2 separate regions of the Homo sapiens genome follow, and region 1 is linked to region 2. The links are chromatin loops, found by intact Hi-C in ENCODE. Cell type or tissue: OCI-LY7. All regions are shown on one strand. Links, peaks and the distances in the headings refer to the core of each region. The heading gives the core; the rest is flanking DNA. Region 1 overlaps SYT2 (synaptotagmin 2). Region 2 has its middle 9.3 kb from the start of LGR6.

Region 1 (11,199 bases), core at 1,320-9,319, 430 kb after region 2:
TAGATATGCGGCATTATTTCTGAGGGCTCTGTTCTGTTCCATTGGTCTATATCTCTGTTTTGGTACCAGTACCATGCTGTTTTGGTTACTGTAGCCTTGTAGTATAGTTTGAAGTCAGGTACTGTGATGCCTCCAGCTTTGCTATCTATGACAAACCCACAGCCAATATCATACTGAATGGGCAAAAACTGGAAGCATTCCCTTTGAAAACTGGCACAAGACAGGGATGCCCCCTCTCACCACTCCTATTCAACATAGTGTTGGAAGTTCTGGCCAGGGCAATCAGGCAGGAGAAGGAAATAAAGGGTATTCAGTTAGGACAAGAGAAAGTCAAATTGTCCCTGTCTGCAGATGACATGATTGTATATCTAGAAAACCCCATCGTCTCAGCCCAAAATCTCCTTAAGCTGATAGGCAACTTCAGCAAAGTCTCAGGATACAAAACCAATGTGCAAAAATCACAAGCATTCTTATACACCAACAACAGACAAACAGAGAGCCAAATCATGAGTGAACTCCCATTCACAATTGCTTCAAAGAGAACAAAATACCTAGGAATCCAACTTACAAGGGATGTGAAGGACCTCTTCAAGGAGAACTACAAACCACTGCTCAATGAAATAAAAGAGGATACAAACAAATGGAAGAACATTCCATGCTCATGGGTAGGAAGAATCAATATCATGAAAATGGCCATACTGCCCAAGGTAATTTATAGATTCAATGCCATCCCCATCAAGCTACCAATGACTTTCTTCACAGAATTGGAAAAAACTACTTTAAAGTTCATATGGAACCAAAAAAGAGCCCGCATTGCCAAGTCAATCCTAAGCCAAAAGGACAACACTTGTTATTATGTCTTTTTGTTTATAGTAATCCCAGTGGAGGTGAAGCGGCATTTCATTGTAGTTTTGATTTGCATTTCCCTGATGTCTAATGATGTAGCATATCTTTTCATGTGCTTATGGGCCATTTGTATATCTTCCATAGAGAAATATCTATTCAAATCCTTTGGTCATCTTAAAATATTTTGTCTTTTTATTATTGAGTTGTAAGAATTTTTATATATTCTGCATACCAGTTCCTTTTTGAACATATAATTTGCAAATATTTTCTCTCATTCTAGGGTTATATTTTCATTTTGTGTGTGTGTGGTGTTTTTTTGTTGTTTTTGAGATGGAGTTTCACTCTTGTTGCCCAGGCTGGAGTGCAATGGCACAATCTCAGCTCACTGCCACCTCCACCTCCCAGGTTCAAGTGATTCTCCAGCCTCAGCCTCCCAAAGTAGCTGGGATTGTTATAGGCGCTCACCACCATGCCTGGCTAATTTTTGTATTTTTAGTAGAGACGGGGTTTTACCATGTTGGCCAGGCTGGTCCCAAACTCCTGACCTCAGTTGATCTGGCCTCCTCGGCCTCCCAAAGTGCTGGGATTACAGGCATGAGCCACTGTGCCTGGTCATATTTTCAGTTTTTAATGGTGTCCTTTGAAGCAAAAAAGTTTTCAATTTTGATGATGTCCAATTTAGCTGTTTCTTTTGCTGCCATATTTTTGGTGCTATATCCAAGAAACCATCACTAAACCTAAGGGCACTAAGATTTACTCCTTTGTTTTCTTATGGGAGTTGCATAGTTTTAGCTCTCACATTCAAGTCTACAAGCCACTTATTTTTTAAGACAGGGTCTCACTCTGTTACCCAGGCTAAAGTGCAGTGGCATGATCATGGCTCACTGCAGCCATGGCCTCCTGAGCTCAAGTGATCCTCCAGCCTCAGCCTCCCGAGTAGCTAGGACTACAGCCATGTGCCATTACATCTGGCTAATTTTTAATTTTCTTCTAGAAATTAGGTTCCACTATGTTTCTACAATCCACTTTGAGTATGGCGTAAGGAAGGGGTTCACATTCATTCGTTTGTATGTGGATATCCATTTGGTATATAACATTTGTTGAAAAGACTATTCTGTCCTCCATCCAGTTGTCTTAGTTCCCTTGTAAAATATCAACTGACCACAAATATGAGGGTTTATTTCTGGACTCTCAATTCTATCTGTATGTCTAACCTCATGGCAATACCACACTGATTTTTTTTTTTAATAGCACCTGCCTACTATTGACCATACTGTCGTGATTACTGTAGCTTTGTAGTAAGTTTTGAAATCAGGCAGAATGGGTCTTCCAACTTTGTTTTTTGAGCCAAGGTCTCACTCTGTCACCCAGGCTGGAGTACAGTGGTGTGAACATGGCTCACTGCAGCCTTGACCTCCCGGGCTCAATTGATCCTCCCACCTCAGCCTTCTGAGTAGCTAGGACTACAGCCCCATGCCACCACAACTGGCTAATTTTTGTATTTTTGTAGAGAAGGGGTTTCACCATGCTGCCCAGGCTGGTCTCGAACTCCTGGGCTCATGCAATCCACCTGCCTTGGCTTCCCAAAGTGCTGGTACTACAGGCATGAACCACTGCACCAGGCCTGTTCTTCTTTAATCAGGATTGTTTTGGCTATTCTGGGTTCCTTGCATTTCCATATGAATTTTAGGACCACCTTGTTAATTTCTACAAAATAGCTGGAATTTTGATAGGCATTGTGTTGAATCTGTAGATCAGCTCAGGGATCATATCAACAACATTGAGTTTTCCACTATTTTCCCACTTATTTAGACCTTTAATTTCCTTCAAGATTGTTTTGTAGTTTTCAACTACACATCTTGCACTTCTTTTGTTCCTAGGTATCTTATTCTTTTTGATGTCATTATAAATGGAATTGTTTTCTTAATTTCACTTTCAGATTGTTCGTTGCTAGTGTATAGCAATATAATAGATTTTTGTATCTCAGTCTTGTACCCTGCCACATTGCCGAACTCATTGGTTCTTCCTTTTTTTTTTTTTTTTTTTTTTTTTTTTTCCAGACAGAGTCTCGCTCTGTCGCCCAGGCTGGAGAGCAGTGGTGCAATCTCGGCTCACTGCAACCTCCGCCTCCTGGGCTCAAGCAATTCTCATGCCTCAACCTCTCTAGTAGCTGGGATTATAGGCATGTGCCACCATGCCCGGCTAATTTTTGTATTTTTAGTAGAGACGGGGTTCCACCATGTTGGCCAGGCTGGTCTTGAACTCCTGACCTCAGGTGATCCGCCTGCCTCCACCTCCCGAAGTGCTGGGATTACAGGCATCAGCCACCGCGTTCAGCCTGAAATCATTTGTTCTAATAATTTGTGTGTGTGTGCATGTGTGTGTGTGCTGGTGGAGTCCTTAGGATTTTCTATATATAGAATCATGCAAATGAAGATAGTTTTCCATTTTCTTTTTCTTCCCTAATTGCCGTGGCTAGAACTTCCAGTCCACTGTTGAACAGAAGTGGTGACAGTGGGAATTCTTGTCTTTTTCCTGATCTTTGGGGGAAAATCTTTCAATCTTTCTTCATTTAATATAATGTAAGCTGTGGGCTTTTTGTAGATGCCATTTATCAGTTGAGCCTAGCTCCTCCATTCTACCCTTGCCGCTGGATTGGCAGTCCTCCTCCCCTTTCTGCAGACAGCTCCCCACAGCCGGTCCACGGTCCCTGCAGCACCCCACCCTCTCACTCTCCACTGCAGGGCAGGCAGGAGGCAGCACAGGCTGGGGGAAGAGGCTGAATGTAGTCCCAAGAATGCCAACCACTTGTCATTTGACTCCAAAAATCCCTTTGTGAAACTTGATTTCTTCAATATAAAATTGTGGAAAATAATACCTACTTTTCAGAACTGCCGTGAAAATTTTAAAAATAAATTTGGTTGTGTCTGGCACATAGAGGGCATTCAATAAATGTGGGTTGGATGTGAATCTGAGAAGTGTTCATTGAACCTTATCTGAGGCACCTGGAAGTGGCCCTGGCACCGTAGAGGGACCCAAGGTTCATGGTGGATGCAGGCCTTCTCTCCAGACTGACCGTCCAGAAATGGTCCTGTAGCAAAGTAAAGCTGCTTGGTGTCAAATAAACCAGCCAGGAATGAAGACGCTTAATGCTCCTGAGGTTCAGGGAATCTGCAGGCCAGGAATGAAGGGGGAGAACTGCATCTCAGGAGTGTTGGAGTCCCAGAAAAGGAGATTAGACTTCCCTCTATACCCAGCAGGAACCACTGAAGGGTGCTGAGCAGTTATAAGTGGGGTTTGTGAAGTTAGCTCCATGGGGAGTGGAGCAGGGAGGTTGGTTCCACAGACCAGAAATGGTAAAGACCTGCACTAGGATGGGAAGGTAAGGAATGGAGTAGAGAGAACAGATGTGAGAGACACATTCATTCATTCACTCACTCACTCAAGTATTTACTGAGCTCATATCATGCTTCCCTCATGGAATTTACCATGCACTTCACATAAGTGCATATAAAATTGTAATTATGAGAAGTGCAAGAAAGGAGAGCCATCTGGTGGTGGTGAGCATTTATAATGGGGCATACGTGAATTAATCTGGGAAAGCAAAAGTGCTTTCTTGAAAAATTGATGATTGAACTGAGACCTGAAGGGTGAGTATTTATCCAGGTAAAGAGGAGATGAAAGGGCAGCCTAGGCAGAGAGCACAGCCTATGCAAAGGCCCAGAGGTGGGATGCAGTGTGGTGAGTCCAAAGCCTGAGAGAAGGCCAGGGCAGCTGGAGTGGATGGATCACGGTTCAGGGTGAGGCTGGCAGGCCGGGCAGGGCAGGATCAGGAGCACCATAGGCCGCGTCAAGGAGTTTTGTCTTTCCCAAAGAGGAATGAGAAGCTGTGGGAGGCCTTTTAGGGTGGGGGCAGGGGTAACATGTACAAATGTATATTTTAAAAGTTTCGCTTTGGCTGTCGTGAGTAAAAAGACTAGGGTGGAGCATAACTCCAGAGGAAAGCGGGGAAAGAGTTGAAAACAGCCAATAACAAATGTCATCCCCGAGCTCTTATGAAAGACAGACGGCATTCCCGGGGAATCCACCAGAGGAAAATGACTTAGAGCTGCAGAGAGGGAATGTGGGGAGTCCATGAAGCAGCAGCAGCAGATTGGAAGCTTTTCCAGACTCCAACAAAACCAGGAGGCCATAGCTGCCCAGACAGCAAGGGAATAGAAGATGCCTGAGGAGGCTCATGTCAAAGGCAGGCATGGGCAGTGGGCCCAGAGAGTGGATGGGGTGGATTCAGGGCCCGTCTCTCAGTTATGCACCCAGTACATGGCACCAGGTGCTGAGACCAGAAGCCTTGGGGTCATCCTTCCCATCCATGTGGGGTCACCCCCCCACATCCCAGGTGTCTGCAAACTCATCAACCACCCACAATGCCTTCCAAATCTGGCCACTTTCCACCCTCCAGCTGGAGTACCACAGTAGCCTCCTATCTGGAAGCTTCCACTCCCCTCCACTCAGCCTGATCTCCACACTGCAGCCAGACTGATCTATTTAAAACCCTCCTGTGGCTTCTTGTCACATTTAGAATAAGATCCCTGCCTGGCCTGGCCCCTGGCTGGCTCCCACAGGCATTTCCTGTCCTTGCTCTCAGTCACGCAGTTCCTGCCATGCTGGCCTCTTGCCACCAGCCACAAACCCACCAAACAGACCCCCATCCCACAGTCTTGGCACTTACTCTCCCTCAGCCTAGAATGCTCTTCCTGGAGAAGTCTCCCTGACCTCCCTGGGCCACCATCAGCCCCTCTAGTCTTCTTTTCCCACCATGGTCCGTGGTGCCTACAACTTGTTCGCAATTCCCCACACTCCCTTGGCATTTCTGTGGTATTCACCTGGCAAAGCGCCAGCCCTGGAGAAATCCCACTGACAGCTTTCTCCTTCTCCATGGCTACCCCCGACTGCTGAGCCCCCTGGTGAAAATCCCCCCACAGTACAAGGGCAGCCTGTATCCCATCAATCCCCAGGATCACCCAGGCCCTCTGCACTGCACAGAAACTGCAGGAAACGCCTCCCCACCAGCTTCGCCTCCTCCTCCAGTTTCCGCAGGCCTGTGGCTCCCTCACACCCCTCCTCTCTCTTTGCTGTTATTTTAAAGAAAAGCAGAAGCGAGAAATCTCTCAAAATGTCCCAACCTTGGGTCAAACCACAGACCTTTCCTCCTGACCCCTTGTGAGTTGAGGGCTTTTCCTCTGGTTAAGCCAGTTCCCGTTCCTGCGCAGGATCCCTCCTGACTTCTCAGGAAGTCTTTGCCATCCCTGCCCTTTCTTGTGCCTAACATTTCCCCCTTCCCTCAGCTGAGGCTGGACCAGTCCAGTTTATCACATCACCCACCAAAAATGAGCCCCACCTGCTGCCTTGTTCTCCCCTTCGTGACCACGCACACACACTTGCACACACATACACATATGCACACACATATACACACGTGCACACACACGCACACATGGTCCCCATTTCGTCACGTCCACCTCACTCGTCAGCCCCTCCATTGTGGCTTCTGCCCCATCCCTCTGCTGAAGTAGCTCTTTGTAAAGTCATGGATGATGAACACAAGGTCACTAAACCCAGGGCGCATTTTCATTTTCCTTGAGCTGGACCCCTGAGCTGTGGTCAGCTGGCCGCTGCCTGCTTTTGTCATAACTGTGACTACTCCTCCTTCGGTTGCCTCAGGCTTGCACTTGAGGTCCTTCCCTTCTCAGCCATGGTGTCTCCCTGCGTGGTTCCTTCTGCACCCAGGCATCAGTGCCATCCTCTTCTGTCAGAGTCAAGCCACTTCCGAGCTCCAGGCCCACAGGTCAACTGGCCCCCGACATAGCTGCCTGATCTTCTGGGTCTCCTCTTGCTCGCCTCCAGTCAGTTCCGTATTTGCCACCAAGGCAATCTTCATAAAATGCAAAGCCAGTCATGTCGCCAAAAATGAAAAGCCATCCCAGGGAGACAGGCCGAAAGCCCTAGCGTGGCCTACAGCCCCTCATGCTCTCCATCCAGCAGCACCTCAGCTTTCCCTCCCTGGGTTGCTAACACCAGCCTACACTCCTTCTTTTGTTTCCCCTAATACACTGTATTACCCTCTTCGGGGCCTTTGTATATGCTGTGCCCCCTTCAAGGAGCCAAAGCCTATGATACAGTTTGGATCTGTGTCCCTGCCCAAATCTCATGTCAAATTGTAATCCCTGATGTTGGAGGTGGGGCCTGGTGAGAGGTGATTGGATCACAGGGTCAGATCTAGTGATAGTGAGTTCTCATGAGACTGGTCATTTAAAAGTGTGTAGCACCCCCCAACCCCCACTCCCTCGCCTCTTCCTCCTGCTCTGGCCATGTGAAGTGCTGGCTCCCTCTTCACCTCCCCCCATGATTGTAAGTTTCCTGAGGCCTCTCCAGAAGCCGAGCAGATGCCAGCATCATGCTTTCTGTACAGCCTGTGGAACTTCGAGCCAATTAAACCTCTTTTCTTTATAAATTGCCCAGTCTTAGGTTTTTCTTTATAGCAGTGCAAGATCAGACTAATACAGTCTACACATCTTTCTCAGCTCAAACAGTACTTCCAAGAACGCCTTCCTCCCCACACCCATGGCTCCCTCCTCCCCTACCCCCGCATCAAGGCCTCAACCACCTGCTTTCCCAGCTCTCCATTCTCATCCCCATGGTACTCATGCAGCTTGTGACTGTATAAGCAGCCACCTCATTGGTCTTACTCACTGCTGTTGCTCTAGTGCAGGCATTGGCCAACGGCAGTCCAGGGGCTAAATCCAGTCCCCCACCTAATTTTTGTAAATAAAATTTTGTTGGGACGCTCACTTGTTTACGCATTTTTTGTTGTTGTTGTTGTTGAGATGGAGTCTCGCTGTCTGCCAGGCTGGAGTGCAGTGGCACGATCTTGGCTCACTGCAACCTCTGCCTCCCAGGTTCAAGCAATTCTCCTGCCTCAGTCTCCCAAGTAGCTGGGATTACAGGTGCCCACCACACGCCTGGCTAATTTGTTGTAGTTTTGTAGAGACGGGGTTTCACCATGTTGGCCAGGCTGGTCTCGAACTCCTGACCTCAAGTAATCTGCCCACATTCAATAAATATGTGGGTCTGTAAATGATCAAGCAGGACAGACTTTGAGATTGGGTCACATTATGTCATTTCACAGAAGACACTGAATTCTGTGGGGAAGTGGCCTTCCCAGGGTCCCCCCGTGCAGTACAGGCTGGCTCTGGGCCCAGGGCTCTTTCCACAAACCATGTTAAGACTCAGTTGTCATCAGGCTATATCCAGGGACACCCACCCAAGCATAGATTGGGAAGGAACCAAGGTCTGGTGTGAGTGTGTGTGTGTGTGTGTGTGTGTGTGTGTACAGCGAGACCCCAAAGCTGGCATGGGAAGTGGGGGCATTGCACACAGCTTTGGGAACTGCCCACCCTTCCTCTCCTCTTGCAGCAGGCCTGGGACCATAGAGAGTCAGACGCACCCCCTTATGAGTCATTTCACCTCGGGTGGTTTCTTTCACCTCTCTGAGTGTCAGACTTCTTAACTATTTGAATGCAGCTTTTATTCCTAAACCCTCGAGTTGAGGCTGGGATTAAATGAGATGTTGCATGGGTAGAGACCGCATGTCCTTCCCACAGCCCACATCTGCTCAGCATGTAGAGAACCACTGCTTATTTTTCCAAGGCTGCCCTTCGGTTGCATTTCCATTTTCCCTGGGAGACACGCCAGTAGCTGAGAGACCAAGATTCCCTCAGCTGACTCTCCTTCTGATGTGACCCCCTGTCACCTGGCTCTGCTGTCCCTTCTAGAGTCAGAGAAAAAAAATGTAAAAAGAAGGAAAACAGCAGGAGCCCTTTCATACCCTGCATGCCACCCAAGACTCCTGGAGGCCTGGAGAAGTGAAGCCAGTTGTCCAAGGTCGCACAGGCATTTGGTGGAGGAAGAATCTAAATCCCTGGACCCCTAGTCCAGTGCTTCCTTCCACAGCCCAGCAGCCTCCTCCGCCTCCAGGACTATTTCCCCCACTCTAGGAGGCAGGGCTCCTATGGCTGGGGAGGAATGGCGGCGAGAACGGTGTGAGGGAGAGCCAAATTATCGGGAACTCACAGCTGCCTCGCCTCCCGCATGGCTGGGAGCTGCAGTCCCGGGGAGAGCAGCCAGCTGGAAGACTTGAGGATGATAAATGGATCAGGGTGCCAGGGCTCCCAGGACAGAGTGAACTCCTCTGTCTGGTCAGAATCACCCGAGCAGGAAAGCATGAAATGGCGCCATTAGGTGAAGGCTGCAGCTGCCCGGAGAGGGAGGCTGGGGGTGGGGAGAGATGCCTGCTCCCAGCCTGCTGGGCCACAGGTCAAGGTCTGAAGAGGTAGGGGTCTGGGAGGCCCCAACAAGGGAGAAGACACACAAGGGAAGGGACTGAGGAAGGGTCTCTCAGGCTTGGCCTGCATCAAGACCCCCTGGGGAATTTGTTAAAATGCAGACCCTCTGCCATTGCACCCTGTCTCCCAGAGCCTAACTCAGAAAACTCAGTGGACTGGAATGTGCCCAGGGATCTGCATTGTAACAACATCCCCATTTCCTCTGATGCAGGTGATCTGGGCACCACACTTTGAAAAAATGAGGTTCTAAGTAATTCAGAAAGACTTGCCAGAGAGGTCAAAGTCCAAGCCCGGTTGCTGGAAGTAAAATAAGCCTCAAAGGCACTGCAGACCTGGAGGGCATCAGAGCAGGGCAGGCAGGAGGACATTGGTGGCAACAACAGGTTCAATCACCATAGCTCTGTTTGATGAGCGCACAGATGTTCTCATCTAACCCACCTGGGAAGAGGGCACAATTACCAGCATCATTTCAAAGGCAAGGCAAATTCTGCTCAGACAGGTAGTAAGTGACCTGCCCAAGGTCACACAGTTGATCAGAGTAAAGATCCGGGTCTAAATTTGACTGAGGCCAGGTCTCCTGCTCAGGAGCAAGGTAGGGGGCCCAGTCCTCAGGGAAAGCTCAGGAAGGGGGAGTCTCCAATAGTGGGAAATGATGCTGGAGAAGCAGGGGTAGACCAGAAACAAGGTCACTAAACAGAATCCACGCAGGAATTCCCTTCTCTCCCTGGTCCACTGGCCGCTGTCCTTCTGTCTGCCCAGGATGGCCACTTGGCCCCTGTGACAGTGTCAGTCCCAAGCACTCAGGCCTCTGCAAGTGGCCCCAGGGCTGGGAGCAATGGGTCCAGGAGGAACCATGCTTGGCATGCATGTCCCTGCACAGACCCTAAAACATGCTGGGGTCTTGGAGTACTAGTTAACTGCCTCTGGCCCCCTTTGCTAGGGAGAACAGCCACACTTGGCCTGGGGTGAGTTAGGAGTTGGGGAGCAGGTGACAACCTGGTTGGCTTATCCTTTATCTTATCCTTTTTTTTTTTCTATCATGTAGAGAGCTGTCAGGGCAGAAAGCAGGACTTCAGGTGAGTATCAAAAAGAATGCTCTCAACAGAGAGCCTAGGGATACGCCGGGATGGGGAGTGCAGGGGGAAGGGGCCACCATCTCTCCCCCTGTTATAAGCCCTCTTATAACAAGCAGAAACAACATGTCTAGAGGCTCTCTCTTTCCTTAACTCCAAATGCCCAGATATGCTCAGAGCTCAGCCACAGTTCTTGTACCTAAACTAAAGGGAGACTTGATTGACAATCAAGTTGAGTAGGAGGGAAGGGGAGCTAGGCTGGAGGAGGAAGGTGGGGTGAGACGACCTCGCACACTCACACTCACACTCTCAGTAGTTCTGGGATGTTCTGCTTTGAGGGTCTTCACTCAGCCCATGGTCAGCCTACATGGGAGAATCACAGAAGGCCCAGATGCCCTGGAGCTTTGCTCTGTGTGGGTGAACAGGGAATGATCTCCAAGGGAGATAGTGGAAGAATCGGTGTGCAGGGGAGTGAGCATGATACCTGTGTAAAAGGGTAGGGGAGAAGTATATGTATGCTTGTATGCTTCTATATTCACAGCACGGCTCTGGAAAGGTGCATAAGGAATTGATGACATTAGTTGTAGTTGCTTCTGGGGAGCGGAGTTGGGAAAGGAGGAGCTGGAAAATATTTCACTGGGTATCTTTCTGTATCTTTAAATTTTTGAACCCCACGAAAATCTGCCTGTCTCTTCCACCCTCTGGTACTTCAGAACCCTGGAGCTGGATCCTCAGCCTTGCAAAGGAGAAAACAAATGAGGGGGGTTTGTGTGTTTTTAAATTTATTTTATTTTTTACAGACAGCGTCTCACTCTGTTGCTCAGGCTGGAATACAGGGCCGTGATCATAGCTCACTGCAGCCTTCAAACTCCTGGGCC
Region 2 (11,199 bases), core at 2,199-10,198:
TGAGTCCTGGGCCTAGGAGGGGATGGGGAGACCCTAGCCGTGGCATGGAGTAGGTGATGATGGGGGTTAAGATGGGGACTGAGACTGGTAAGATGAAATATGTGAGGCTGGTGTCAGTCTCGGAGCAGAAAGGGGGACCAGAACGTTCTGGAGGAGAGTGCTAATATGAATGGTGGGTACACGATAGAGAGATAGGGTAGCCCCTCTGTGGCAGGAAGAGAGGCCTCGGCCCCACTGCCCACCCTGCTCTTCCCGTTCCCCACTCCTCTCAGTGCCTCAGCCTTCCTGGGAAGCCATCAACCACATGTGGCATGACCACTACTACAGAGGACATGACTCCTACCTGGCCATCCTGCTCCCCAACCCCTTCTACCCGGATCCCTGGGCTGTGCCGAGATCCTGGACAGTGCCTGTGGGTACAGAGGACTGTGGCCACACCAAAGAGATATGCAACGGGCAGCTCAAGCTAGGTTCCCAGTATAGGCGAGCACTAAGGCTGAAGGGAGTGATGAAACTTACAAGTTTCATTTGTGGTTCGTAAAGAAACAAGAGATCTGGACTGACTTATAAACAGAATGCATGTGATGGTCCATTAAGTCATTTTGACTGAGCTTCCTGGCAGACAAGGCAAAAACCTGAACACCCATCTGTTACACGGTTCTTTTTTCAAAAAGGAAAGTGGAGTGTGTTGTTTCAGCTTGCCAGGGCAGTTCCCAGGATATCCAGGTACTTATTTTTTTCTTTTTCTTTTTTTATTCTCCTTTCCTTTTCTTTTTTTTGTTTTTGAGGCAGTCTTATTCTGTCACCCAGGCTGGAGCGCAGTGGCTGATCTCGGCTCACTGCAACCTCTGCCTCTCAGGTTCAAGCGATTCTCCTGCCTCGGCCTCCCGACTAGCTGAGACCACAGACACAGGTCAACATGCCCAGCTAATTTTTGTATTTTTAATAGAGACAGGGTTTCACCATGTTGGCCAGGCTGGTCTCCAACTCCTGACCTCAGGTGATCCGCCTGCCTCGGCTTCTCAAAGTGCTGGGATTACAGGGGTGAGCCACTGTGCCAGGCTCAGGTACCTATTTCTAGAGCTTCCTCTTACTGTCAGGCACAGAAGATGGGGCTTGCTGTGAGATGGCAGATAGCATGACACGTAACCTCTGCCAAGCTTGCCCAGCCTGCCTTATTTTGTTATGGTTCTGTTCTGTTTTGTTTTAGGCTTTTAGCAACCTGTGGCTGTGCTTTTTAGCTTCTGTCTCTAGTAATAAGCAGACGAGGGATGAGGAAGGGGCTTTACTGGCCCAACCAGAAATGGAAACTAAGAACCCATGACTGCCTCTTCTCTCCCCCGGACACCCCTGCCAGGGAGCGCTTGCTATCTGAGTGTCTATTGCTCGCGACCCAGATTGCTGGGAGGGACTTCACCTTATTTGCCTGCCCTTCCCCAACAAAAGGTCCTGTTTCTCTGCCCAGGTTCAGCGTTGCAGCCTTTACCAGGTACAGCCCTCCTGAGACCATTAACTCCTTCTCAGCCTTCTCGGGTAGGGTGGGCACTGGGCAAGGGCTCCAGCTGGGCCCTGGAGATGGGGAGGAGAGCTGGGAACCCTCTTGTGTGGCTCATCACCAACCAGTAGCAGGAGGGACTGAGCTTAGACTACTGGGATAACAAGTCCTGCCGAGCAGAGTGGGGAGACCCAGAGCCAGCGACGAAGGTGCTCTTGGCACCAGACTCGGCCTGGGCGAACTGAGAGTGCAGGCAGGAGAGTCTGAGGCATTGCGGTGGTCTGCTGCTGTCCACACTCACGCTGCCCCTCTATACCCGGATGCTCCCAGGCCATCCGGGCTCTAGAACAGCTCTGACCAATAGAAATGTAAGGCAAGCCACATAAGTAATTTAAAATGTCTTTTAAAAACTACATTGAAAAGGTCAAAAGAAACAGGTGAAATTAATTTTAGTGACTTTTTATTTAAACCAAAATATCTAAAATATCAACAGGTGACCCATTAAAAACACTTTTTTTTAATGTTTTTATTTTTTTGAGACAGAGTCTTTCTCTGTTGCCCAGGCTGGAATGCAGTGGCATGATCTCGGTTCACTGCAACCTCTGCCTCCCAGGTTCAAGTGATTCTCCTGCCTCAGCCTCCTGAGTAGCTGGAATTACAGGCTAATTTTTGTATTTTTTAGTAGAGACAGGGTTTCACCGTGTTGGCCAGGCTGGTCTTGAATTCCTGACCTCAAGTGATTCACCTGCCTTGGCCTCTCAAAGTGTTGGCATTACAGGTGTGAGAAACTGCAGCTGGCCAAAAACACTTCTAATGAGATATTTTACATTCTTTTCTTTCTTACTATGTCTTTGAAATCTGGTGTGTATTTTACACTTACAGCAAATCATAAGTTGGAATTGCCACATTTCAAATGTTCGGTAGCTGCCGTATAGGACAGTGCGGTTCTAGAAAGTCCAGGAAACCAGGCCTCTGCCCTCTTTCTTTTCTTTTGATGGTGTCAGGGAAGGGAGGTGGGGTCTTTGGGGCATCCTGAGGAGCTGGGTGCAGGGAGGGGTTGCTGGGTGTTCCCAGTTCCCATCCAGATGTTCCCCCCAGGCAGCCATCTCTGGCCTCAGTTTGATATCTGGGACTACTAGTGTAGATGGGGTTTGTCACTGTACCCTTCACCCAGAGGGTCCCAGGTCTAGCAGAGCTTGGCATGACCTCGCAGGGTTTGTGGGACAAGGCTGCTGTGTTCCACTCTTCCCTTCTCTCCACAGAGCCCTGGGCCGGTGTCTCCCTGGCATCAGTGCCCCTGCCGGTAATGGAGGGCCTCGTGGTGGGCTGTGTCCTCACCATCTGTGCTGTGCTGGGCCTGCTGTGCTGGAGGCGGGTGAAGGGGCAGAGGTGAGTGGGAGGGAAGGCTGGGGGCTGGGGAGAACTTCATGACCAGAGTGGGCCAGCTCCCTGCCCCTGGGGCTGCCTCCCACGTGCCCCCTCACCCTTTGCAGGGCAGGGAAGAATCCATTTTCCCAAGAGCTGACAGCTTACAACCTGCGGTGAGTGCATTTTCCTGCACCTCCCTGCCTTGTGGGGGCCATGGTGGCATTGCTGAAGCTCCTCTGGCCCCCATTCTGCTGTGACTGTGTCCCAGTCAGGGGGTTGCAAGGCTCTGCCAGACCCCCATTCTTCCTCAGCCACCACACCTCCCCAAATGCCTTTTCAATGCCTGGACCTCTCGCTCCCCACTCCTCTCTGCCCATGTGGCCTCTTCCTCCTCCAAATGCACTCATACATAAGTCAGGGCTTTCCAGAGAAACAGAACAAACAGGGTGTATGTGGAGAGAGGAGAGAGGAGAGCAGGGAGAGAGGAGGAAGGAGAGCAGGGAAAGAGAGGACAGGAAGGTGGGGGAGATGAGAGGAGAGGAAAGGGAGAGAGGGGGAAGAGACAGATGTTGAGGAATTGGCTCATGTGATTGTGGAGGCTTGGTGAGTCCAGGAATCTGGGGTAGACCAGCAGGCCAAAGGCTCTGGGAAGCGTCTGGAGGCAGCCTGCTAATAGGATTCCTTCTTGCTCAGAGAAGGTCAGTCTTTGTTCTATGAAAGCCTTCGACTGATTAAATGAGGCCCAGCCACATTAGAGTTTACTCAGTGAACCACTTTAAATGTTAATCTCATACAAAAAACACCTTCATGGAAACATCCAGAATAATGTTTGACCAACTTTCTGGGCACTGTGACTCAACCCAGTTGACACCATATTAACCATCATGCATGCCTTCTCCAGTTCCCACCTTCTCCAGTTCCCACCTTCTCCAGTTCCCACCTTCTCCCTGACCAACCTCGTAGACGGTATCAGGCCATAGCTCTTTTCCTCATGTCAACCTCCTGTGGGGCTGACATTAACTGAGCACTGGCTGTGCACAGGAGCCCTCCTCAGGACCTAGGGAGGGAGACTGTGAGACTCACGCGTGTGTGTGCACATGCGTACATGTCCCCTGTCCCTTCTCTGTTCTTCCACATTGGTGGTTTGCAGCCCAGGCTGGGCGTTGGAGGAGCTTGCTGGAAATGCACGCTGCTCCACACCCAGGGTGGAATTCAGGATCTGCGTTTCCAACAGGCCCCCAGGTGATCAGGTTGTGCTGCCAGGACTCTGAGGTCCCCTGCTTTGTACCCGTCACCCAGGGGAGGGCAGGGCAGGACTCTGCAAACCTAAGGCTGTGGGGGCTACCCTCTCCACCTCCCACCAGGTAGACCCACCGGCCCATCCCTATCCACAGCTTCAGGCAGAGCTATGAGGCCAAGAGTGCTCACGCACACCAGGCTTTCTTTTTGCAATTCGAGGTAAGGCCTTTACCACCCTTGGGCTCAGAGGAGGGAAGACTGGGACCTGTCTGAAGGTCTGGAGGGAACTCCCAGTTGCACACTTGCCCCCACTGCCCCTCACCTGGCATGGGGTGAGATGGGTCTACTTCAGCAACCAGTGCCTGCCCTTGATCCCTGCAGGAGCTGAAGGAGGTGGGCAAGGAGCAGCCCAGACTGGAGGCTGAGTACGCTGCCAACACCACCAAGAACCATTACCCACATGTGCTTCCCTGTGAGTGCTGGGGGCAGGAGAGGAGGCATGGCAGAGGGCTAGGGCTTGGCATGGGGGCAGGGGGTTTCATGTGCCCAGCCCTGAATGCACAGCTTTCACTCTCTGCAGACGACCACTCCAGGGTCAGGCTGACCCAGCTGGAGGGAGAGCCTCATTCTGACTACATCAATGCCAACTTCATCCCAGTAAGGGCCACCAGTGAGGCTGTCCATGGGATCTGGGATCTGCTCGGGAGATGGGCTGGTTTGCAGGCCACACTGGCCTTTGTTAGCTGTAACAGCTCTCTAGGAGATCACCAGCTTGGGCTTCATGAGCTCAATCCAGCAGGTGTCTAGCAAGGGTCTACTGTGTGCTGGGCTCTGTGCTGGGCCTGCAGGAGGCAGAGCTGAGTTAGCCACATTCCCCACCTTCAAAGGAGCATGTGGGCATGTGTGTGACATTCACCACACACTGTGACAAGGGCTGTAATAGAGGAAAAAACACTGTACTCAGGGCACATGGAGGAAGGAGAAATTTCATCCACCTGAGGAATTAAGAAAGGCTTCCCAGAGGGGACATTTGGTTTATTGAAGGATGAGTAACATTTTGATAAGTGATGAAAGAGGGAAGGACATTCTATTGACTGGAAGGAGCAGCCAGAGAACAGCCAAGCAGTAACGTTCAGGCAGTGTGTGTGTGTGTGTGTGTGTGTGTGTGTGTGTGTGTGTGTGTGTGTGTGGTGGGGGGTGCGTAGGGGTGAGGGAGTGGGGAGGTGCTGGGTGGTGGGAGATGTAATGGGAAAGATAGCCTGGGGCTGAATGAAGGAGGGGTTGATTGTTAGGCTGAGGACTTTGGACTCTATTTGGTGGGCAATGGGGAGCCACAGAAGATTTTTGAGCATGGAAGAAACACAGTTTGGTTTTAGGAAGGTGACTCTGGGTGGGTGAAGAGGGTGGTCTAGGTGGGCTATTTAACTCATGTCAGTAGCTTGTTGTTTTCATCGGGGTTTTTCTTGTCCCTTTGGGGTGGGACAGGGACGGGGGTGGTGTCTCTGAAGTCAGCCCTCCTGGTTTGCATTCTGGGTGTACACGTGTTCGTGTGTTTGCACACATGTAGGTGTGTGCACAGCATCCTCACTCCTGGAGGTCAAATATTGGAAATCTGCTGTGTGTTTGACACCAAACATCGCCCATTAACATGTTCCTGACCTCTGCCCCCTACACCCCAGGGCTACACCCACCCACCCACCCACAGGAATTCATTGCCTCTCAGGCGCCTCTCAAGAAAACGCTGGAGAACTTCTGGCGGCTGGTGCGGGAGTAGCAGGTCCGCATCATCATCATGCTGACCGTCGGCATGGAGAACAGGAGGGTGATGCGCCTTACAGGCTCCTGGAAAGGCCACCAGGTGGCGCACGTTCTCCTTGTGGGAATGGCCCCGTTGGCATCTTCCCGCAGGGAAGGCGGGGCAGACTGGAGTGAGGCCAATCAGGCCTGGAGGGTGGTGGAACCACCTCCCACCCAGACCCAGGATGGGGTGGTCCCTGGGATGGGGAGGCAGTGGGAGGAACCAGGTATGTAAGCTCCAGCTTGGCTTAGTTTCTACGGGCTTCTTGCCCTGGGCAGAGAAGGCACCAAGGGGTAGGGACTGCCCAGGGCCGGTGTCAAAGGTACCATCATGGATCCTTCCTTTCGATAAGCCTGGCAGATGCAGGGCCCTGGGACACGCAGAGAGGCTGCCGAGTCTGTCCTCTTGCTGGAGCAGTGAGCCCAGGGCTGCTGGCCGCGGAATAAGGGCTGTTCTGTTTGGCACAGCAAGCTGGTGGCTGACTCAGAATCCTGAGGGTCATGAGAGGTCTGAGGGCAAGGGTGCCGGAGCCCAGGCAAGGGAGAGCAGCTCCTGGAGGAGGGAGCCTTGGAGCTGGGTCATTACAGAGAGCAGAATCCCAGCAGGGTGTCAGGGACCAGAAAGGTGGGCAGGGAGGGGTGGGACTGGGTAAAGCAGGGGGCAGCAGTGATAGGGCTGGGCTCACAGCCACCCTTCCCCTCTCCAACCTTCTGGTCCCAGGTGCTGTGTGAGCATTACTGGCTGACCGACTCTACCCCGGTCACCCATGATCACATCACCATCCACCTCCTAGCCGAGGAGGCTGACGATGAGTGGACCAAGCGGGAATTCCAGCTGCAGCACATGCGTGCCCCAAGGATGAGGGGGTGGGACAGGCATTAGAGCTGAGACCCCTGAGAAGGTTGCCTCACTTCCTGGGTCCCTGGAGCCCTCTCTTTCGGAGGACCACAAGTACTCAGCCACCACCCAGGGAAGTGTGTGTTAGGGAAGGGGTAGGGAGGTACAGAGAAGGTTAAGGGCTTATCTGAGGCTGCACAGTGAGGGAAAGGAAGAGCACGAGAGACATGATGGTTCCTGACCTCCCCCATGCCAGCTCCGGGCTCCTGCCTCACCCCATGCCCCCTGTGCCCAACTGCCTTCCCAGGTTGTGCACTCCTGGGACAGGAAAGCAAGGGACCCGAATCACTCCTCTGCTTGGGCACTCTATATGCAGAGATTACCCAGGAGGCTAGAGAAGGACCCGAGGGCTCAGGAAGCATCCTGATGAGAGAGACATAGCTGCCACGCTCAAGGAACAGTTGGTCTGCATCATCCCTGCCCTTAGGCAGCTGGGGAAGAAAGTGTGAGGTCTGGGCCATGGGAGCCTAGAGTTAGGAAGATAAGGAGCAGCAGCAGGGCCCCTCTGCCCCCTTGCCCCCTTGCCCCCTTGCCCCCTTGCCCCCTTCCCACCCCCTTCTCAGGTTGTCCAGCAACAGCAGCGGAGGGTGGAGTAACTGCAATTCACCACCTGACCTGACCACAGCATCCTCAAGGCCCCCAGCTCCCTGCTTACCTTTATGGAGCTGGTACAGGAACAGGCAAGGGCCACCCAGGGCATGGGACCCATCCTGGTGCACTGCAGGAGGGCAGGTGAGTGCATAGGGTGGAGAGCCCCCTGCCTGGCCTGGAGGTGTCGGGGGCTCTCGGACTGTGGGGAGAGCTGGGGACATGGGCAGCCTCTTCACCCATTCAGTTCCTCAGGGGCTGTCCCCGCAGTGTGGGCATGGGCCAGACGGGCACCTTCGTGGCCCTGTTGAGGCTGCTGCAGCAGCTGGAGGAGGAGCAGATGGTAGATGTGTTCCATGCTGTGTTTGCATTCTGGATGCACGGGCCCCTCATGATCCAGACCCTGGTGAGGGCCTCGCAGGCTGGGCTGGGCAGCTGGGACCCTGAAGGAGTGGGAGGGAGGTGGGTGGCCACAGGGCTACAAGAGGGACCAGGAAAGAGAGCTCATGGGGCATACAGAAGACCCTGGGGAGAGGGTTTCAAACACAACACCATCCTATCTGGGCTGTGCTCCCTATTCTGTGAAAGGGGAGGTGGGACAGGACCCTGTCAGCTTTGACACCATAGAGCGGTGGAGGGAAGGTTTCTCAGTGGCTCCCTCTCCCCTCCTACCCGATCCCTGCCTTGCTGGTCAGGGCCTGGAAAATCTCCCTGCAGGCCCCCCTCGCTCCTCGCTCCTCGCTCCTCGCTCCTCGCTGAGCAGCCTGATGCCCTTCCCCCTGGCAGAGCCAGTACGTCTTCCTGCACAGCTGCCTACTGAACAAGATTCTGGAAGGGCCCTTCAACATCTCTGAGTAAGTCCCAGCTTCCCTGTGCCTCCCACAGGCAGGCTCCCTGCTCCTGTTCATGGGCAGAGCCGAGCAGACTAGAACAGGGAGCTGGGGAACCTTGAGTGCCTTCTCCCTCTCCAACCCCCCCACCAGGTCTTGGCCCATCTCTGTGATGAACTTCGCACAGGCGTGTGCCAAGAGGGCAGCCAATGCCAACGCTGGCTTCTTGAAGGAGTACGAGGTACACTTCAGGCCAGGAAGTGGGTGACAGCCAAGGGCAGCCTTCCCCTGCTGAGCCAGCCCTGCAGTGGGACCTCCCAGCCTCAGGGTACCCATCTCCTTCCCAGCTCTTGCTGCAGGCCATCAAGGACGAGGCTGGCTCTTACGCACCCCTGCCTGGCTATGAGCAGGACAGCCCCATCTCCTGTGAGTCTCACTGTGGACCCTGTGGAGGGGCAGGGGGCCAGCATGGGCTGGGGGCCTCTGGCAGCTTCACCCTCACTGTCTTCCCTCAGATGACTGTTCTCAGGGGCAGTTTTCTCCAGTGTAGGAGAGCACCCCTGACGACATGCCTGAAGCCTGGCTCTTCCCTGTGAGATGATGCTGGTTTTGCCACTGTTTCCTGCCCTCTCTGACCACCTGTACTTCCCGGGCTGGGGCTGCTGGGGGCTCCCAGAGTTGTGGGCTGGGCAGGGGACACCCTCAGTCTCTGGAAGCCAATGAGCTGTGCTCTGCAGGGTGGGCCCTCTGGCTGTGATCATATGGTGCTGACTGGCCTCGCAGGGCCAGAGGAGCTCTGGGAGCTGGTGTGGCAGCACGGGGCTCATGTGCTTGTCTCTCTGTGCCCACTCGATGCCATGGAGAAGGTGAGAGTGCAGAGGACAGAGGAAGGGAGGCTCAGGAGTTAGGGCTGAGGTTGGAGGCGGGTAGTTTGTGGTGCTGTCTAACCAGGGCAGGGGCAGAGATCTCAGGAAGTTGCCTGAGCAGCCCTAACTTGGTCCCAGCCACAGGAATTCTGGCCAATGGAGATGCAGCCCATAGTCACAGACATGGTGACAGTGCACTGGGTGGCCGAGAGCAGCACAGTGGGCTGGCTCTGTGCCCTCTTCAGGGTCACACATGTAGGTGTTGGGGCCACAGGGCATGGGGTGGTGTGTGGGAGAAGAGTCCTGTGTGGGCTCCCTCTGCCCTCTCCAGCACCAATGCCGATCATGTCTTTGCCCGAGGGGGAGAGTAGGAAGGAAAGGGAGGTGCAGAGACTGCAGTTTCCATACCTGGAGCCTGGGCATGAGCTGCCCGCCACCACCCTGCTGCCCTTCCTGGCTGCTGTGGGCCAGTGCTGCTCTCGGGGCAACAGCAAGAAGCCGGGCACACTGCTCAGCCACTCCAGGTGTTGCTGGACAATGGTCTTGGGGGAGTGGACACTGGAAGCCCCTCCCTGCCCCTCTGGCATAGCCTCAGATCTCCCTGGGCCCTGCTTGGGTTATGGGCCAAAAGGACACAGTCTCACAATGCCCCTGTCTTCCCCACACCCTACCCTGTCCTCAGGAATATGGTGGGAATTTACCGCCTCCCTCCCTGGGCCCAGGCTGGCTGGCTGGCTGACCAAGTGTTCGGTGTCCCTTCTCAGTCCCTGCACCCAGGTTGGATTTTTGCAGATCCCCGGACACCCCCGCCACATCCCCGGACACCCCTGCCACACCCCCTTTAGGTACCTCATCCAACTCTAGGTCAGTTGCAGCAAGGGTGCGACCCAGCTGGGCACCTTCCTGGCCATGGAGCAGCTGCTGCAGCAGGCAGGGTCTGAGTGCACCGTGGATGTCTTTAACGTGGCCCTGCAGCAGTCTCAGGCCTGTGACCTTATGACCCCAACGCTGGTGAGAGGCGATGGGGCTGGGGTGGGGGCGTGGGGGCTCAGCTGTGGGAAGGGGTGGGAGGTGAGGGAGCTTCTGCCCAGGCCTCTAGGCAGCACCACCCGGGTAGCCACCAGGTGGCGCTGTGGACCTCTGTGCATTCTCCCAGATGGAGCCCTAGGGGTTGGGACACACAAGGGAGCCCTTTTCTGTTAGATTGGGGCAGGCGGGGCGAGCCTCCTAACCCTATGTCCATCTCCAGAAGCAGTATATCTACCTCTACAATTGTCTGAACAGCGCACTGGCAGACGGGCTGCCCCTGAGTCGGCACTGGTCACTGTGCAGGAGAGGTTTGTGCCCTGTGGGATGGGGACAGCATTCCTGACACATCCACGTGGGCCTGGGCTCCCCAGAAGGGCGGCCTCCACTGGGCCCTGTGCTGCAAAGGTAAAGGGTCTTGGAATAAAGACCTGTGGCCAAGCGTGAAGCTCAGTGTGTTCTGTCTGTCCGTCCTCAGACCTGGGCCCCGTGTGTGGGTCTTGTGGGCAAACGTGGAGCCGGGATGGAAGCTAGGACCTGGAGTCTGGTTGAACTAGGTGACCTATGGCCCCTATGGTGTTGGTTTTTCCCCTGAAGCAATCCTCTCCCTGCTAATCCTTCAGTTTCTAAATATCCTCAGACTTTGGTCTCTCCACGTCTAGTTTCCTGTGGTGCTAAGCCCTGGATTCAGAATCACAGCTCCAAATTGTTCGTCCTCTGCCCCACCACCCTGTACGCACCACGCTGTATGCAGTAGGGTTTATCCTGTTTCCCACTTCCCTTCTCCTGCCATCCCCAGCCTTCTCTACCTGCCAGAGCCCCCAGGGGCCACCCTCAGCCCCCACCAGGATGGAGGTGCCAGAGCTACCCTGTTACTCAGAAGGCAGGCGCTGGAGGCACCCCTCAGGCGGAGGTGCCAAGTTTTCCCTGCTCCTTTGCTCTCTCCTCCTTCCTCCCCTCCACATAGGAGGAGGTGGAGGAGAAAGCAGGGAGGGCATATGGAGAAAGGAAAAACCAGGAGGAGCAGCAGAGACCAGAAAAGAGGGCGGGGAGGCAGCTGTCTGTCCCACACACTCTAGGACTGCACTGCAT

The links. Peaks named below come from ENCODE experiments on the same cell type or tissue, not always from the same donor. Only the 100,000 strongest peaks of a DNase experiment are listed, where the experiment ranks them.
Region 1: it touches region 2 in a loop (3-fold over the local background); 3 of 110 quality-filtered maps call a loop at or near these places.

The regions. Positions count from the first base shown.
Region 1 is chr1:202,610,196-202,621,394 of GRCh38, forward strand. All of the region lies in intron 1 of SYT2 (synaptotagmin 2), which reads right to left. Among named protein-coding and RNA genes, the nearest start is that of SYT2, 95 kb to the right of the region's middle. In OCI-LY7, for the core only: a CTCF peak has its summit at 4,398 (motif pointing left); a DNase peak (open chromatin) is centred at 5,996; H3K4me3 peaks cover 1,056 bases.
Region 2 is chr1:202,178,901-202,190,099 of GRCh38, forward strand. It overlaps the pseudogene PTPRVP. Among named protein-coding and RNA genes, the nearest start is that of LGR6, 9.3 kb to the right of the region's middle. RefSeq lists enhancers at 4,585-5,084, 5,779-6,308, 6,141-6,190, 6,309-6,838 and a silencer at 10,109-10,158. In OCI-LY7, for the core only: CTCF peaks have their summits at 4,975 (motif pointing right), 5,974 (motif pointing right) and 6,177; a DNase peak (open chromatin) is centred at 5,971.